2 separate regions of the Homo sapiens genome follow, and region 1 is linked to region 2. Evidence: read pairs that join two places in POLR2A ChIA-PET (ENCODE). Cell type or tissue: PC-9. All regions are shown on one strand. Links, peaks and the distances in the headings refer to the core of each region. The heading gives the core; the rest is flanking DNA.

The links. ChIA-PET counts read pairs that join two places held together with the same protein. Peaks named below come from ENCODE experiments on the same cell type or tissue, not always from the same donor. Only the 100,000 strongest peaks of a DNase experiment are listed, where the experiment ranks them.
Region 1: POLR2A ChIA-PET joins it to region 2 with 10 read pairs; 3 of 35 experiments call an interaction of 5 or more read pairs at or near these places.

The regions. Positions count from the first base shown.
Region 1 is chr4:147,931,383-147,943,679 of GRCh38, forward strand. ARHGAP10 (Rho GTPase activating protein 10) reads left to right here. Exons shown (of 23, transcript NM_024605.4): 14 at 8,443-8,517. Among named protein-coding and RNA genes, the nearest start is that of MIR4799, 150 kb to the left of the region's middle. RefSeq lists an enhancer at 2,354-2,853. In PC-9, for the core only: no CTCF peak of the experiment used is centred there; no DNase peak of the experiment used is centred there.
Region 2 is chr4:148,214,202-148,222,201 of GRCh38, forward strand. All of the region lies in intron 3 of NR3C2 (nuclear receptor subfamily 3 group C member 2), which reads right to left. LOC102724672 (a long non-coding RNA gene) reads left to right here and starts at 4,983. Exons shown (of 5, transcript XR_007058324.1): 1 at 4,983-5,524; 2 at 6,734-6,837; 3 at 6,949-7,014. In PC-9, for the core only: no CTCF peak of the experiment used is centred there; no DNase peak of the experiment used is centred there.

The DNA.
Region 1 (12,297 bases), core at 1,749-9,748, 280 kb before region 2:
ATATTGATATCAATATCATCACTGAGCATTTATATCTGAAAAATCACAATAATTTGGATATTTTAACTTTAATTTTTCAGTTCTAAATTGTGATGTCCATTTTGGCCCAAGTCTATATCTATAGTTCTATATCAAATTCAAGTCAGATCAACCTAGCTATACCTATTCTGTGCCCACCTATTCTATACAAGGCACCATAAAAGCTATTAAAAGCAAAAACCAAGGTTGACCAAGTATCTTTCCAGGCAATACCTCTGTATTTGGAGAGAAGGTGGAATACAGGTTCACGATTCTTCATCTGAAAATTCCAAGGCTAGGTGTGTTTTGGAATTCAGACCTTTTTAATTAAAAAAGATAATAGATCATTCAGAACATAGGCACAGGCAAAGATTTCATGACGAAGATGCCAAAAGCAATTGCAACAAAAGCAAAAATTGACAAATGGGATCTTATTAAACTAAAGAGCTTCTGCACAGCAAAAGAAACTATCACCAGAGCAAACAGACATCCTACAGAACGGGAGAAAATTTTTGCAATCTATCCATCTGACAAAGGTGTAATATCCAGAATCTATAAGGAACTTTAAATGAGAAAAACAACCTCATTGAAAAGTGGGCAAAGGACATGAACAGACACTTCTCAAGACAAGACATACATGTGACCAACAAACATATGAAAAAAAAGTTCAACATCATTAATCATTAGAGAAATGCAAGTCAAAACCACAATGAGATACCATCTCAAGCCAGTCAGAATGGCTATTATTAAAAAGTCAAAAAACAGATGCTGGTGAGATTGTGGAGAAAAAGGAACACACTATCGGTGGGAGTGTGAATTAGTTCAGCCATTGTGGAAGACAGTGGCGATTCCTTAAAGACCTAGAGGCAGAAATACCATTTGACCCAGCAATTCCATTACTGGGTATATACCCAAAGGAATGTAAATTGTTTTATTATAAAGACGCATGCATATGTTCACTACATTACTTTTCACAATTGCAAAGACATGGAATCAACCCAAATGCCCATCAATGATAGACTGGATAAAGAAAATGCCGTACATGTAATATACCATGGAATACTATGCAGCCATAAAAAGGAATGAGATCATGTTCTTTGCAGGGACATGGATGGAGCTGGAGCCCATTTTTCTTAGCAAAGTAATGCAGAAACAGAAAACCAAATATCTCATGTTTTCACTTACAAGTGGGAGCTAAATAATAACACATGGACACATGGGGGGAACAACACACACTGGGACCTGTCAGAAGGCGGGGGTGGGAGGAGGGAGAGGCTCAGGAAGAATAGCTAATGGATGCTGGGCTTAATACCTGAGTAATGGGATGGTCTGTGCAGCAAACCACTATGGCACACGTTTACTTATGTAACCTGTACATCCTGCACATGTACCTCTGAACTTAAAAGTTGGAGATAAAAAATGGAAAAAACAATAAAAAGGTAATATGGGACATACACTGAATAGAATATTACATCTCCAGGCAGGTTTGGTGTGGAAATTACTTTTAACATGTGAAATATGAACATTCAGTCTGAGTGGAAAAAATACTTAAATAACCTGATTTCAGGTCATGCATTTATACTTTTTCAGCTTCAGGATTTCTTTTTGATTTTTAAAAATTATTTCAATCTCTCTGTTAAATTTCCCCAATAAATTTCTGAATTGATTTTCTGTATTTTCTTGAAGTTTGTTGAGAAGGAAGCTCATCTTCTTTAAATTTCTTTGAGAGATTGCATGTCTTCATCACTTTAGGGTTGGTCTCTGGTGCCTTATATTGCCTGTTAGGTGAGGCCATATTTCCCTGAATGTTCTTTTAAAAATTGTTTATTTTTTTAGGGACAAGGTTTTGCTATGTTGCCCAGGATGGAGCCCAGAGACTATTCACAGGTGCAGTCATAGCACACTATGGCCTTGAACTCCTATACTCAAGCAGTCCTTCTCCCTCAGCCTCCCAAGTAGCTGGGATTACAGGCACTCGCCACTGTGCCAGTCCCTGAATGCTCTCGATGCTTGTGACAGTGTCTGTGCATTGAGGGATTAGCTGTTTATTTTCATCTACCCAGTCTGGCTTTGTGCCTGTTCTTCAGAGGGCCTTCCAGGATTCTAAGATGACTGACTCTTGGGTTTCCTGAGCCTGTGACCACTGTAGCTGTCTCAGCACTAGAGGATGCTCTAAGCCCAGGCTTGCCACGAGTCTCTTCAGGACTCAGAAGTTGACGTGGCTTTCTGCCCCAGATGGACCTGGGGAAGACCCAAAAAAGATACTGGGACTGTGTGGGAATACTGGCCAAGACCTGAGTCCAGAAGACTGTTCTAGTGGCCCAGATGGATGTGTCTCCCAGCAGGTCTCTGCATGGGTGGGATGAATTTCTGACTATAGCAGAATGGGCTGGAGTTGATATGAGGCCCTCTTGGTATCTGCTGTGGGGCAGAGGCTGGAGAGCCAGGCTCTTTGGGTGTATGTCTCATAGTAGGTCTCAACATGAGATTGTTCCCTGATTGCAGTGGGAGGGGCGGGAGCTGAGCCTGGGTCCCCTTAGGATCTGTTGTGGGGCAGAGGTTGGCAAGCCCATCTGGAAGCCTCAGGCTCCCAGGCTGCGAGACATGGGTGAGTTTCCCTCTGGGTCCCTGTGCAAGCAGCTCTGAGTTGGGACCTTGGCTGAGGGGCCCTGGAGCCAAGCCACAGGGCAAGTCTCAGGTTCACTGCTGAGACCACTGTTAGTATGCAGACGAACCTTTCTGCCAAAGCACCAGTGTGCAAGATTCCTTTTGGACCCCTTGGCAGATAGTTTCAACTGCAGGCTCAAGGCCAAAGAGGGCTGTAGCTAAGTCCCTTGGAGGACTGGACCATTGTCAAGCTTGAATCTAGGAGCAAGCTTGTGGCACATCAGCCACCTGGATGTTGGTCTGCACTCTCAAAGTGACCCTCCCAGGTCTTGGGCTCCACCAAGGTTTCACAAACTTTTACCTGAATCCTGAGATTCCCACAGAGAGACTTTGATGGTGGATGGATGCAGAATTCTTACTGTCATATGGGGATATGAGCAGGTTACTTTCTGTGCCACCATCTTGGTGATGCCACTCCTCTATCCGTTAACGCTTTTGATTTTGGGAGTTGTGACTAAGATTGTGGACTTGTTTTAAGATGTACCCTGGTGGGTGCAGTGGCTCTTGCCTGTAATCCCAGCACTTTGGGATGCCCTGAGGCAGTAGGACCACTTGCACCAGGAGTTTGAGACCAGCCCAGGCAACATAGTGAGACCCGCTCTCTACAAAAAATAGATTCAGCCTAGTGTGGTAGCATGTGCTTGTAGTCCCAGCTAGTCGAGGGGCTGACATGGGAGGATGGCTTGATCCAAGGAGGTCAAGGCTGCAGAGAGCTGTTATCACACCACTGCATTCCACCTGGGTGACAGAATGAGACCCTGCCTTAAAAATAAAAAATTTTAAATGTAATCAAGTGTTAAATTAAAAGGAATCAATTATGAGTTATGTTTAGAAGAAGGGAGTATCACTGTGGGCTGGTGTCAAAAAGGGGATTTTTATCCGGTTTTGAAGGTTTAGATGGGAATTTTACTCACTGTCGAATCTTGGGCAACCAGAATAGCACCTGGCACATATCTGATGAATAAATATATGACAGTTGAATAAATCTGTGAAGAGAAGGGGAAGAGCATTCCTGCTGGGGAGACTTCAGCCTGAATGTAGCCGCAGAGGATGCAATGAACTTGGTTATTTGTGGGTGATGGTCGAGCTGTCTGTTGTGATTAAGTTGAATACACTGCAGTCCCTGTAGGAAGATGAGGTGAGGCCCGTCATGGATGTGTGCGTGTGTGTGCCTTACATACTTGTTAAGGCTAGAGGATGTGGGCTGGATCTGAAGGCTGGCTCTTAAATGGGGATCCAGGGGACATTAGATAATAATAGTGGTTTGAAAATAAAAAGATAGAAGACAGTGTTCAGAATGGATTATAGTTGTGTGTTTCTTTTTAGGGATTCCGTAATAAATGTGTGTGCATGAAATTCAGGACTGTGTTGAAGAGGCAGACATTAGTCTGAAGTTTGAAGAAAGAGTGGACATTGACTTGTTGCATTTGGAAAGTGACAGGGAAGAAGTCAAAGATTTCAAATTTCTAATACTTGTTGATCAGAAATAGTGATCCCTTTGGTTGACAGGGAAATTTGGAAAAGAAGCTGGAAAAGGACATGATAAACTCACTAATATGCCTTGGCATATTGGTTGGTTTATATCCTTAAGATGTATTTGATGCCTTTTATATGAACATATATGTGTTCATAGATAAAAAGTATGTTCCAGCTCTCATTTAGTTCAGAGCCTTTGAGAACAGTGTAGCAAGAAATAGAAAATCGAACAAGACTTGAGTGTATGTATTTTACGTGCGATTTCCAAGCTGCTTTTGTGCAAGGTTTATTTAAATTTCATTTAAAAATGTAGAAACTGTGTTGAGTAGCTTTAATTCCCCCTTGCACCTCTCAGTATGCATTAGCAATTACTTCTCTCAGGTTGATGAATTTGAACTTGATCAATTATTTGATAGTAATTACTGGCACAGAGTGATTATTATTGCCGAAGTGACATTCTTATTTCATCTCTCCATATAATTCAGGCCGTTTTCACAGAGGCATGTTTGCTTGAATGCAGAGTATGATTTGCTCTTTTGGCTTCTACCACTGAGGTCAAACTTTTTAAGCTTTCTTAGCTAGAGTAGTACTGAAACCCTCTGGTATTTTAAACTATCTGGATGTGCCCTTCTGGCTTCCAAAAAGAAGGAAGGATTGAGGCTCAATCTTTTTTCCTGTATCGGGCTCAAAAGGTCTCTGATTTTTGTGTTTCTTAGCAACTTTCTTTTCTTTTTTCCAACTCCTGGCAGGGCTGTGCGGCCTCCTTTTCCTCTCTTTTTTTTTTTTTTTTTTTTTTGAGATGGAGTCTTGCTCTGTCGCCCAGGCTGGACTGCGGACTGCAGTGGCGCAATCTCGGCTCACTGCAAGCTCCGCTTCCCGGGTTCACGCCATTCTCCTGCCTCAGCCTCCCGAGTAGCTGGGACTACAGGCGCCCGCCACCGTGCCCGGCTAATTTTTTTGTATTTTTAGTAGAGACGGGGTTTCACCTTGTTAGCCAGGATGGTCTCGATCTCCTGACCTCATGATCCACCCGCCTCGGCCTCCCAAAGTGCTGGGATTACAGGCGTGAGCCACCGCGCCCGGCCCTTTTCCTCTCTTATAGTTGCTGAATGTTCGCCCTCAGGAAGGTGTGTCTCTGATGCTGTGACTCCTTAGTGTTCTGAGTAGACTTAGGTAGACTAAGGGCTAGCCTTTGCTCTTCTGGTTCTTTAAGCTCTAATGAGATGGAGAGTAATTATTAGCTTGCTTGGGCTGCCATAATAAAGTATCACAGGCTGGGTGACTTAAATCAGGGGTCCCCAATCCCCAGACCGTGGCCTATTAGGAACCAGGCCTCACAGCAGGCGGTGAGCAGTGGGCAAGCCTTATGGCCTCAGCTCCGCCTCCTGTCAGATCAGTGGCGACATTAGATTGTTATAGGAGTGCAAACCCTATTGTGAACTGCACATGTGAGTGATCTAGGTTTTGTACTCCTTATGAGAATCTAATAATAAATGTAATGCTCTTGAATCATTCTGAAACCATCCCCCCCACCCCAATCGGTGGAAAAATTGTCTTCCATGAAACCAGCCCCTGGTGCCAAAAAGGTTGGGGATGGGGGCTGCTGAATAAACAATAGAAATCAATTTTCTCACAATTCTGGGGGCTACAAGTCCAATATTAAGCTATCAGCAGGGTTAATTTCTTCTGAGGCCTCTCTCTGGCATGGGGATAGCTGTCTTCTCCCTGTGTCTTCTCATGGTCCCCCTCTGTACATGTCTGTGTCTTCATCTCTTCTTACAAGGCCTCCAGTCATGGTGGATTTGTGCCCACCCTGGTGACCTCATTTTAATTTAATTACTTTTTTTTTCAAGACCTTATTTCTAAATACAGTCACATTTGGAAGTACTGAGGATTAGGACGTCAACAGATGAATTTGTGGGGATACAATTCAGCCTATAACAGAAGGAAAAATAGGACATTTGTAAAACTTAAAAAATAAGGAATAAAAAGCAAAGAGGATTTATATTCCTTTGGGTATATACCCAGTAATATAAATCGTCCTGTTATACACACACATGCACATGTATATTCATTGCAGCCCTACTCACAATAGCAAAGACATGGACTCAGCCTAAATGCCCATCAGTGATAGACTGGATAAAGAAAATGTGGGGTCAGGCGTATTGGCTCATGCCTGTAATCCCAGCACTTTGGGAGGCGGAGGCAGGCGGATCACCTGAGGTCAGAAGTTCAAGATGAGCCTGACCAACATGGTGAAACCCCATCTCTACTAAAAATACAAAATTAGCTGGGTGTGGTGGCATATGCCTGTAATCCCAGCTACTTGGGAGGCTGAGACAGGAGAATCACTTGAACCTGTGAGGTGGAGGTTGCAGTGAGCCGAGATTGCTCCATTGTACTCCAGCCTGGGCAACAAGAGTGAAACTCCATCTCCAAAAGAAACAAAATGTGGTACATAAAGTACCACGGACTACTATGCAGCCCTAAAAAGGAACGAGGATCATGTCCTTTGCTGGGACATGGATGGAAGTGGAGGCCATTATCCTTAGCAAAGTAATGCAGGAATAGAAAACCAAACACTGCATGTTCTCACTTATAAGTGGGAGCTAAATGATGAGAACTCGTGGACACATAGAGGAGAACAACACATACTGAGGCCTATGGGAGGGTGGAGGGTGGGAAAAGGGAGGGGATCAGGAAGAATAATTAATGAGTACTAGGCTTAGTACCTGGGTGATGAAATAGTCTGTACAACAAATGCCATGACACAGGTTTATTATCTATGTAACAAACCTGTACATGTACCCCTGAACTTAAAAGTTAAAAAAAATAGTATATGTAACTATAATTTTTAAAAAAAGCAAAGAGAAAAAGAAGGAACAAAACTTGACAAGGAAGAATGAATGCTTTTGTGTGTGTGCTGTGAGTTACAATCTGTAGGACATGTGTTAGTATCATCTCATTTCCCTCCCAGCATAACATAGGGTATAGGATGCAGTCCTTGATCTCAGATACAGCATAGAGACTCCGAGAGGTTTCCTCTCTTCCTCATGAGTGACTGAACTGACTTGAATCCAATTCTTTAGACTCTGACTAGTATTCTTTTCATCACTCCGAGCAGGGAGGTGAAAAGAAAGTAAACCCTCGTGGTCAAATTCCATGGCCTTTTGTTGTGTTATTCTGTTTTGGAAACTTTGGGGATTAGAGGCATCATCTGCCTGTCAGCCAGTTGTGTTCTTGTTACCTTTAACATTCGTAGCGGAGAAAATAAACACACAGCCAGAAAGCTGCAACTCATTTGAGAAGTAAATATAAGTCACATTTTTTGGAAGTCATTATTATGAAAATTTTCAAGCATAAAAAAGTAGAGAGATTGGTATAATGAATTCCCATATTCTCATCCAGATTCAATAATTATCAAGATTTTGCCACAGTTGTTTCATCTATCCCTTTTTCCCTCTTAAAGCAAATGTAAGGTTACTTTTAACCCTTTCAGGATGCAACTTTAAACAAATGGAGATTTTCTTACCCTTAATGCTACTCAGTTTGCTAATTGCATCAAAAATGTCTTTTCGTCATTGATTTGTTCAGATCAGAATGCAAATGATAAGGATATTTGTTCAGCATACCAAATTAGGTTTGACAATACATTTTCTTTTATATGTCTCTTGTTTTCAGGGACAATTTGTTTTCAGATCTCTGTAGAGAGAGAGGATGCATTGATTTGGTTCATTTTGCAGTATACTTTGTGGTGATATTGATTTGAAGTTTCACAGCTCCTCACTGGACAGGACATGTAACAACTTTAAAAAAAATTACAGTTTTGCTTTAGTTTTGAATGAATTTCTATGGTTTTCAGAAATCATCCAAACAATGATTTCTATGTACTAATCATCACCGTATTTTTAAAAGGCTAAAACTTTTGAAGAAAAATGTAAACAAGTAAATACAGTAAACATAAAAGTTTTAGTGCATCTTTACAAATTGGATTGGTATTCATTTCAATGTATCCATGATACTTAACTAACTTACTAACATTGAGGCATTTCATTTTTGTCCACATGGAACATTGTTTGCTGAGATTATTTTTTTAACCACAACTTACAGATAAAAAGCTAGTAAAACAAGTTGTTAAACACTTGATTTTTTCAAAGGTTATTTTTATAGTTAACAGGAATGCTGCTAATGTTAGTTAGCAAAGATTTTGAATGCAACTGTTTGATGGCTTTTAAAATATGATAGTCTTCTATTTTGCTAATAGTTTGTTTCTTCCCATAGGTATAAATGACCAAGGATTGTACAGAGTTGTGGGGGTGAGTTCAAAGGTCCAGAGACTTCTGAGTATGTTGATGGGTATGCCTCTTTTCTAATCATTTTTCCATGTGTTATTTGTGTATGTTCATTGACTTCACAGCTTAATATTTCATAATAATGTAGAGAATACTTGTCATTCCATTCCTCTACTTTCTACAGGAGTTTTCTGCTGAGCAGAGACAATTGACCCACAGAAGTAGATTAGTATTTGCATCAGCATAGATTGTCTATTACCTCTTATTAAGAAATGAAAAAAGAATGCACCCCCTGGTTGACTATCTTCCTGTGCTTGCTTCTCACAGGGAAGTGGCAGTCAGGCCTCTATGATTTGCGTGGCTTCCAAATAGCCTGTCCAGAATTGTGACAGTACATTTGGTTGGACAAGACCACTGGGACTCGCTCATTTTTATGGAGCTTCCAAAACTGTCATTTGACAGCAAGGGTCTGATTCTCAGGGATTCATTGGTATTCACAGTGGCTTGTTTGTAGTTCACACCAGGCTCTCCTCCAGAACCATGCATGCTCCATCTGTGCTGATAACACAGTGTTCTTTGGCATCGCAGACTAGAGGAAGCCAGAAAGTGAATTCATTTCATTACCCCAGACATTATGTGAATGACAAAGCGCTTTTACATTACACACTGCTGTCAGTTCATTGCCACCTGTAAGACACTCCACTTCTCCCCCACCCCAAAACAGGCTGCCTCTTGAAGAGTGATGATAACTCATCAGGCTAGAGGGCCTGTGTATCAAACCAATCTGTCATTATGATCTTGCTACATATTAATTTATTTGATACCTTACTTTAATTAATCAATATTAACAATGCCCTCAGGTGTGCTGTGAATGCATTCCAACCTGTCTGCATCTTAAAACATTACAGCAAAGAGTCATTTTTAGGAAGCATGAGCCAAGTTGAATAAAATCAACTGCCATGCTACAGATAGGATTGCTTGTTTGCCTATATTTGAATTAAGGATTTAATAAGCAACAATCTTTTATAAGCTATTAACCACAGGAGAAATTGCCCGTCATCAGTTGGAGAGCCTTATTAGAATACATTCACTTCCATAAGCTGTTTTCATTTTCTGCCTCTCTGGTTTAACTTGGGTGTGCAATTTTGGCAGTCAGATTTTCCTTTTTACCAATAGTGGTCTCCAAATTAAATAGACTCAGGTTGCCAGTGGTTCAGTAGCAGCTGGAAGAATTTAATGGGAGTACAGCATCTGCTTTTACTTAATTTTAAAATTGGAATCACTTCTTTCATTTCCAAGATGGTGTTATGATGATTAGAACTGGAAGAGTATATTGATAACAGAATGGGAAATGTGGACTGAAAGGCACATTTTGCTGGTAAATTGGTCCTAAGGACCTGGCATTATTTTTATTATCATCTTGTTCCTGTTCAAGGAAAGTTTGAACAAGGGTTTTTCTGTGGTCACCTTGAAGTGCTAAGCTGTCTCAAAATTTGTTGGTCATCTCATAAAATTCTACGTGTACAGCATTGCTAAACTCAGCGTGGTAGTTTGCTCTGCTCATGGGAAATGTCCCAAGCCAGTCCTTAACTTACAAGGTGTTTTTAAATATCTAAACCCTCAAAAAATTCGTGACCTGGAAAACTGTTTTTACTTTTCATGGGCCTCAGAGTAGAGAAGCCCAGGACATGAGTGTGACACAACCTCACACATATTGCTGGCAAGGGAAATGCTTATGTTTTCAGTAATACCATTCTGCAATCAGAGGAAAGTTAGAGAATTGATGTGAGACAGATACTGACTTGTTACCTCCTCATTAAGCCATTCATTTAAGAGGGTTACACAATATACATTTGTTTTGAGTAATCTATAAATAATTCCTAGTGTGAATTTAAGATTATCAGTCAAAAACTTTGGATTTTCATTAGCATTAATACCATTTTCTTATTACCTTATGCTACCAATACAAACCTTAGCCCTTGACAAAATATATTTATTTGCTATTTCCTAATCACTTAAATGTTTCCTTATTTCTTTCCTTTTATTCTGATGGAGTGGACTTGTCTCTTTTTTCTGGTGTGTTTTTTCCCTTCATATTGAACACTGATTGAGTGTTCAAATGGAAATAATTTAACGCCTCTTCCAAAAAAAGGGTTTTAGAGTTTTGAATAGTCATGTCTACATAATCTTAGGGGCATTTTTTTCTCCAACTTTTCCCATTTTGCTCATTGTTAGAGGGTTACATGTATATCCTGAAGAGGAAAAAATTGTGTGGGTCTGCCAAGTTTTTAACTTTGCTTTTTTAAAGCAATTAGTGTTTATTATTATTCCTGCAGGTAATAGGTTTATTTCAAATTTGAATTTTTTCAAGGAACATTTTGTTTGTAATGCATTGTCTTTGTAGAAATGGGAAATAATTTAATTTTTAAGTATTTGAGAAACAGTCCCAAGCCATGTACTATTTTTTGAGGAGAGCTGCCATTTATCCAATTCTCTGTAGTTCTTGAGAGCTAATTATTTACTTTAGAATTTTTTATTGCCATTTTTACACAAAGTACTTTGTATTGTTTGTTAAAGTGTTTTAAGTCTTATTTAAATACTCATGTAAAAGTTTATAATGATTTCTAAAAGGGTATATGCTTAATCTCTTGCATGTTTTTTCACTTGTCTCTTTTTTCTGGTATGTTTTTTCCCTTCATATTTCATATTAAAATAGCAAAATGTTTCTTTCCACTATCCTTCTCTCCGTCCTCCTTCTCCTGCCCCTTTGTTCCCTCCTTATCCTCTTTATTCTCTCCCCCTTCTTTCCTTCTCCCCTAATTCCCAGCTGGCATGAAATAGCAATGACATTGACCATAGAAAACTGTCTAAATAGAGAGGCAGTTATTCTCCTCGAGGCCAGGTAAAGGAGCAGGCAGCTGCCTTCCTCCATCCGGTGATGAGAGGGTATTCTTAGTTGTCTTCCCCTCTGGGAGCCTAAGGCAGCTATCCGCTGGATTTCCAGCAGCCTCTAAGCCTTTCCCTGGACCAAGCTTCTTAAGCTGCTGAAAGAACATGCCCATATAAGCAGATGCCTGCCTTTTTCTTCCCCTTTGCAGCCTCTAAGACAGGGCGCACAGATTTGGTAGAAGTTGTTATTGTTTTTGTAAAGTAGAAACTTAGCACAGTTTGGAAAGGCAGGGAGAAATATCAGATGAGTTGTCTTTAGGTGAGTCATGGTTTTTTAGTAAATGGAGTGAGAATGTAAAATATCAATTACAATAGTTCATGGTAGATTAGAACTGATACGAGGTAGAATTGTTATACATTCTTCCTTCTTCCCTACTTTAGTTTAAAACATCAGAGTGGAAGAAGAGGAAATTGTGAGAAAATGTGGTAGTAGTTTGTGTGGTCTGGTGAGCTCAGTGGTTAATTCTAAATCTGATTTGCAAGAAGGGCTGGATGACCTTATTTTCACACATAAAACCACAGAAAACAAGAAATGAGAAGAGTTTTACTTGAAAACCATTACCTTGTTTCCTTTGTAGGACAGCTTTGTTGCATAGATTGGGGAAAAAAGTGAACTAACGTAGCTGAAAAGTATAAAACATATTTTCAAAATTCATCCATTCACTGTGCTTTTTCAAGTACTTTAAAATTGGACCTAAGTCAGTGTTGAGTAGGGTGCTAGCAGCTGCATAAAATTGCACTTTGCATTTAGGTTGGACTGCAGATTTTCAGTTTCAAAAAAATGACCAGTGGTTACGTAAGCGTGAAACATTCACCCAAATAAAAAGTCAACTCTTTTTATCTGTGCTTGTTAGTTTAGATTTTTAACAAACCCATAAAGTGTCCTTCCTTGGTC
Region 2 (8,000 bases), core at 1-8,000:
ACATTTTCAGATGCCAAGGGCAGTGCTTAGCAGAATAGGTTGCTAAATAACTTAGCTATTAATATTGATTCTAAAGTTGGGCCTTAAGCTAAGAAAGATCTCCTGTTTGTCAGTCTACATACCATATTGTCTAGGCAGTTTTTATTGGTGTTTTTGAAGAGTTTTTTTTTTTAAAAAGGAAAACAGAGTAATACAACAACTATGTTATATACCCACTTTCCACAATTTGGGTTGTCTTTTCAACCTAAAAACAAAAATAAAAATTTTCCAAATCATGATCTAGGTCCCCATGAATGCATTTGGCTCCATGACCATTTAGCCATTCAGATGGACAACTGAAAATTACCTATAACTAAGAAAACAGGGAAGAGAAGACTGCTCCTGAGAAGCTACCTGAGCCGCATCTAGGAAATGTGGGATCCAGCATCTTGCCACAGAGCTGAGCCATGAGATGATGAAATGAGTGAGGCAGCAGGAGCCTGCACGCCCTGGCTCAAGGAAAGAGCAGCTGCTACAGCTGCTGCTCAGGGCTTGCCAATGGCTGGCATGCTGGAATGCAGGCTCCGTGTTGCCAGACCTTTCACTACTTCAGGAGAGGCTGGACGTCGAGAGTTTATATGAAATCTCCCCATTTTTAAATATTGGCAAATAATTAAAAACGTTAAAAAAATTATGCAGGCCAAACAAAACATCTTGGCTGGCTTGATTTCAATCTGGAGAAATCAGATTAAGAGCCTTGAAAGGACAAGAGCACCCAGGCATGCAGCCTGGGGCTGCGTGCAGCCTTCAACAAGGGGATGGGGGCCTGGGTAAGGAGTACATTCTCCACCGAAGCCCTACTGGGCAGGATTCTAGCCTTCTATTTCCCTCCGTGTTTGGATTCTTATCTTTATGCCTAAGCATGAAAAACAAATCCTGGAAGCTGGCATTCGGATAAATAACACAAAGTCTGTTCGGGGTATGAAAAGGGAAAACAAGGCATCCAGAATACAGGCATGTCCCTGAATGGTGTTACCCTTATGTCCTTGGGATTCACAGCTAGATGCCTCTGGTGTTTCATAAAGTATCAGGAAAAAAACATTAAAATTGACACTCAGTTCTCTGGAAAACTATTCTAGTTCACTAAACTGCAATGTTATTAAATGCCCTTGAGGCGTTTATCCATGAACTGCTGCTGCATGCTGGTGGTGACTGCTGGGCAAGCTAACAGAAGCTGATCCGGGCTTTCCTTATGAGGAAGCAAATGCTGAGGATAAACAGTATGGAGAGCTGTGGATAAACAGTATGGAGAAGGTGGAGGTAATTCATTAAACTGCATCACAGCAATGCCACACGTGACCAAGGATATGCATTTGTAACACTGAGGTTAAAATAGCTATTGAATTTATGTGCCCTTCAACATACCCTGGAAAGTAACACTGGCACCAAAAACATGAGAACATCAAGTGAAAAGTCTTCCTCATTCTTTTGTCCATTTGAGAAAGGTGACAATTAACCTGTTAGGCTCTGAACACTGCAAAGATCTAGGAGATCTCCAAAGGGGTTAAATAGTAAATATTTTAGGCTTTTTGAGGCATAGTTTTTTTTTTTTTTTTTGAGATGGAGTCTTGTTCTGTCGCCCAGGCCATAGTGCAGTGGCTCGATCTCAGCTCACTGCAAGCCCTGCCTCCTGGGTTCAACCAATTCCCCTGCCTCAGCCTCCTGAGTAGCTGGGACTATAGGCGCCCACCACCACGCCTAGCTATTTTTTTTGTGTGTGTGTGTTTTTAGTAGAGATGGGATTTCACTGCATTAGCCAGGATGGTCGTGATCTCCTGACCTTGTGATTCAACCGCCTTGGCCTCCCAAAGTGTGAGACATAGTTTCTGTCACAACTACTCAACTATGTCATTATAATGGGAAAGCAACCATAGATGATATATAAATGAATGAGTATGGCTCTGTTCCAATAAAACTTTATTTATTAACACTGAAATGTGGATTTCATGTATTTTAACATATCACAAAATATTTTTGACTCCCCACCACCCCCCCAACCATTTAGTTCCCAGTACAAAAATAGTCAGGGGGCCAGATCTGGTCCCTGATCTAGGATAATGACCAAAGAAGAAATAGCATTTCCTGGTCAACTGCCGAAGTCAAAAGTGTGCTTAAGCACTTTATTGGATCATTTAACTAAGATAACAATCCCATGAAACAGTCTTAGCATCTCCATTTTACGTATGAGAACACTGAGGCTGGGAGCAGTGAAGTAACTTGCCTAAGTGTTTGCCGAGAGTAAATGAAAGAGCCAAGATTTGAGCCCAAGCAGACAGGCTCTGGCACCCTTGCTACACTCTGAGGGCCACATGTGCATATAGCAGTTCTTAGCCTTGGCTGGGTATCAGAACCTTACTGGAAACTTTTCAAAATACTTTCAATTTATTAAATCCTTTCAATTTATTAAATCAGACATGGTACCCAGGCATCTTTATACTTAAAAAAGACATTTCCCACAAATGTTTCTGGAGAACAGTTGGGACCTACTATATGCCCAGATCTTTGCTTTGTTGACTAAGTAGTATCAGACATGGTCCTACTGATAAACAACTTATTTATCTTGAATGTCAAATCACCCTGCTATCTGAACATGTTACCTAGCTCATGATCACAACCAGAGGTACGGTCTCCAAAGGTATCAAATTACAGATCAGACCCACAAGCAGCTAAGTCTTAGATGGTGGCCAAAGTCTTTTTTACCAAAGCCACATTTGCTGAAAGCCACCACCACAGAGCTGGGGATAAGCCAAACGTGAACTGAAACTGAAAGTTAAATTATATCAAGAGCAAAAAGTGGCAAGACAGCTAGTAAAGACAATACAAATGACACTTAAGAACTTTATATAGTATGTTTTAACAGAATAAGCATAGATAAACCAACCTGACTTGTGGCAAAGCACTTATTTGCATGACTGCAATGGGTTCCCCGTGGTCAGAGTTCCCCGCTACAGCTCTGGAAAGTATTTAAGTCTCTGGCTGGGAGAAAACTCACCATATGAAGCTTCTGTTGACCTCCCTTGCCAGACCTAACCTAGTGGAAACCACACAGGAAGGCAATCTGTCCAGAGAACTATGCTTCCATTTCAGAATACGAATACAGAAAACTCTTAGGACATGCACAGGAAAAATCTCTCATTTCCCACAGATCCCCACCTGGTACTTACACCTCAGAGATTTTCAGCCTTGGGACAGGGCCAGTCATACCTTCCTGAACTTCCCTAAGAGGCTACTTGTGCAATGGAGTCTTTGGAACTCACTGGAATGACATGACTGTCCTATTTAATTAAGTCTTCCCAAAACAGATCCACTCTGCTATTGTAGTCTCATCCTACCAATGGAGGTCCTTCCTCTTTCCATCTTTTCTTTTTGCTGACCTATGCTGGTTTGCCCCTGCTGTCTTTTGACCCCAGTTGATGTTTCTCTCCTCTTATCCATTTACATTTTTCTAACACCAAATGTGGATCCAGAATAGTGAATTCTGCGAAAAAGAATAGTCTAAAGTTTTCCACCCTCTGACTGGGCTTGAGTATTTGCTGTAAATCAAGTACTCAAAAAGCCTAGAGCTATAAACTGAGAAGACAAGGAGAAGAACTCTAAACAGCAGGCAGAACCCATGTGTAATGGACTGCAGCCTTCGTAATGAACCCTTGTAGCCACTAGTGAGAACTTTCAACAGTGGTATCTTTGAACATAAGGACAATGAAAACCTTTTAAAACCAAGGCAAATCTACTGTAACTACATGTCTATAATCGCTGGGAGGTTTACTCCATCAGATAAATAGTTTTGTTGTCTTGTTTTAATTTTCTAAAAGGTAACTTCAGCAGAGTAGTATAAAAGAAAAAGTTACCAACATTTGATTTCAACCTCTTAAGACACTAGGAGTCCAGTGTCTGCAGTGTGTTAAGGCTGTGAATTTGCTATAAGTCTAAGTACGAAAACAAAGGTAAATATCATAGCTACAGTTGATAGCTGTTGCATTAATGAGAACAAATAGAAATAAGATCTTAGTGACAAGAACACCTTTGGCAATATCAGGAAAAAGTTGAAAACATAGTTCAAACAGAAGCCTTAAAAACCAACATATTATAGTTGAATAGTCTATCATATAAATGATGAAGGAGTCTGCAAAATCATAGGAAATGCTACTGTCTCTATAGCCAAAAGGCTATAGAACATAAACACATATTATCTTACTGGCAACAAGAATCCCATATTCACCTAGTGGTTTTATTGTTTTGGTTTGGTTAACATTTTGGTGTACTTCCTCCATCTTATTTTTCAAGTACACATTTTTTTTTAAACATAGAAGTTATTTTTCCCCATTTTAAGTGCCCAATTAGTCAATTTACAGAGCTTCATAACCATTGTCACAATCCAGTTTTTTAGTACTGCCATTGCCCTAAAAAGGTCTCTTCTGCCCATCTGCAGTTAATTCCTGTTCCCACTCCCCAGTCAACTACTAATCTAGTTTCTGTCTCTTTAGGTTGGTCTTTCTGGACACTTCATATAATTGAAATCATATAATATGGAGTATTTTGTTTTTGGTGTTTTTCACTTAGCACAATGCTTGAGGTTCACTCATGTTGCAGTGCGTGCTGAACAGTATTCCATTATGTGGATATACCATGTTGTTTTTACATTTACCAATTGGCATCTGATTGTTCCCAAGTTTTTCTTGTATTGAATATAAATCTTTGTATGGGCATACATTTTCATTTTTCTTGGGTAGATATGTAGAAGTGGAATTGCTGGATCTTAGGTTAAGTGTATGTTTAATATTTTAAGAAACTGCCAAATCATTTTCCATGCTGGCTACACCATTTTACATTTCCACCAGCAATATATGACGTGTTTTTCCATAACCTCACCAAAACTTAGTACTGTTGTTTAAAAAGTATTGTTATTGTAGCCTCTTAGTGTATGTGAAATTACATCTCATTATGGTTTTATTTTGTAATTCCTTAATGACTAAAGACATTGAATATCTTTTCATGTGATTATTAGCCATTTATGTATCTCCTTTGTGACATGTAGATTATGCACGTCTACTCAAATCTTTTATCTAAAAGAGTTGTCATCTTATTATGGAGTTCTAGGGGTAATTTATATATTTTGAATACAAGTTCCTAATTAATGTCTTTAACTTTGCCTGGAACTCTAAAATTAAATGATCTTTCATTTGTGAGCTAGAACAAGGGTTCTCAAATTGTGGCCCAGGGTCTCAGGGACTGTTATGGGGGTTCAAGAAGTCAAAAGTATTTTCATAATTATACTTAGACATTAATTGCCCTTTTCATTCTCATGCTTTTATGAGTATACAATAGAGTTTTCTAGTGGCTACAAGAAGTGTTCACAATTATCTGAAAAGGCTCTTAAAATACTCCTCTCTTTTGCAGCTACATGTCTGTGTGAGGCCAATTTTCTTCATATACTTCAAAACAACAGAAGAATCCAGATGTCTTCTATTAACCAGATGTTGGAAAGGTTTGCAAAGATATAAAACAACGGCATTTTCTCATTATTTTAAAAATTTTATTTCAGAAAATATACGTTAATATGCGATGAGTTTTATTGTTATTTTTAAAGGAATTAACATACATTTTTAAAATGTCTTTTAATTTCTAGCACAAAAAATGTCAATAGCTATAACTTACATAAATAAAAGCTCTTTGGGATTTTCAATAATTTTTTCTTTGTTTGAGACAGAGTCTCACTCTGTCACCCAAACTGGAGTGCAGTGCTGCAAACATAGCTCACTGCAGCCTCAACTTCCCAGGCTCAAGCAGCTCTCACACCTCAGCCTCCTAAGTAGTTAGGACCACAGGTATACACCACTACACCCAGCTAATTTTTTTTTTCTTTTAAGACCGGGTCTCACTGTGTCCCCCAGGCTGGAGTGCAGTGGTGCAATCATTGCTCACTGCAGTCTCAAACTACTGGGTTCACGTGATCCTCCCACCTCAGCCTCCCAAGTAACTGAGACCACAGGCACGCACCACCAAACCCAGATAATGTTTTAATTTTTTTGTAGAGACGGGGTCTCACTATGTTGCCCAGTCTGGTCTTGAACTCCTGGCCTCAAGTGATCCTGCCACCTCAGCCTTCCAAAGTACTGGGATTACAGGTGTGAGCCACTGCATCCAGCCAGATCTTCAATAATTTTTAAAAGCATGAAGAAATCCTGTAACTAAAAGGCTTAAGAACAACAGAGGGAGAGAAACCATAAGTTAAGGAAATAGTGGACTGACTTCTGATTATAGAAACCATCAGAAAACATTTCCTGGCCAGGCATGGTGGCTCGTGCCTGTAATCCCAGCGCTTTGAGACGCCAAGGTGGGAGGATCACCTGAGCACAGGAGTTTGAGACATGCCTGGGCAACATAGCGAGACGCTGTCTCTACAATTAAAAATTAGCCAGGTGATGTGCATCTGTAGTCTCAGGCACTTGGGAAACTGAGGGGGGAGGATGGCTTGAGCCCAGGAGGTCAAGGCTGCAGTAAGCCATGATTGTGCCACTGCACTCCAGCCTGGGTGACAGAGTGAGACCCTATCTCTAAAAAAGAAAAAAAGAGAAAACATTTCCATATGCCAAAGTCAATCAACCAATCTCTAAAAATCAAATGAAAGCTTCATTGTAGAATCCAAGGAGAGGTGCAACACACAAGGTTTTTAACATCTGCTTCCTTAATTCAGACTCAACCAACATTTCTGAAGGCTTTGAGGCCCTTGCCATCACATGCTAAGAGGAGTAAAATGAAGAAGCTAGCAACTGAAACATGTACCAAGAATATCTGGGGGTGAGACCAAATTTCTGATGAGATTATTGTTGAAAATCTGTTAAACTCTGTACATTATATGGGGCTCAAACAGACCGCCTCTGCGATTATGTTTCCTTATATCTCCCTCAGTGTCAGCTTGCTCATCTATCTCCTGGGACATTTTTGTCAGAATACAGTGGCTGAAGCGTTTAAAAGGTAAACTGTAAGCCTTTATTACTATGTGAACCTATCAATAATTTATTTATGAATATATCTGTTAAATCTCAGGATTTCCAGAGTAGTAGCTTTATAAAGTCACATAAAGTGGACGTACAACTCATAGAACAATTCTTTCTCATTCACTGTACTTCACTGTCAGAGAGAAAAGGACTCTTTAATTATCATAATAATGTCATGAAATATTACAAATGAAAACTGGTGGTAAAAAACGAAGCACTAGATTGAATAAACCTCTTCAAAAAATTGATGTACGTTTATCTTCTTTTCTATTTATCAAGACTAGAAATGAATAAAACCTCTACTAACTATAAGACTTAAAGGTAAAACATATCTTTATTCTACTGGGAAGTCAGTTTAGAATAAGTGCTACAGGCCAGGTGCGGTGGCTCACGCCTGTAATCCCAGTACTTTGGGAGGCCGAGGCAGGTGGATCACTTGAGGCCAGGAATTTGAGACCAGCCTGGCCAACATGGTGAAAGCCCATCTCTACTAGAAATACAAAAAATTAGCTGGGCGTGGTGGCAGGTGCCTGTAATCTCAGCTACTTGGGAGGCTGAAGCAGGAGAATTGGTTGAACCTAAGAGGTGGAGGTTGCAGTGAGCCAAGATCTCACCATTGCACTCCAGCCTGGGTGACAGAGCAAGACTCTGTCTTAAAAAAAAAAAAAAAAAAAGAAAAAGTGCTACAATCTCAATCTCTAATATGTAATAATTATAGTAACCTAACTTATAAATTTGTGCATACATGTCTGTGTATGTATGTGTGTATATAGTAAAATAGTTAATATAATATGTAAAGATCTTGTACCATATCTGGTACATAATAAGCAATAATTAAGTGTTAATTATTACTATGACTGTTATTGACACCAAAGCAAATTCACTGATACTAAATTGGATTTTCATTTATTTAATCTATGGAACACCAACATTGTATTGCCTTGAAATTAAATGAAGCCTCAT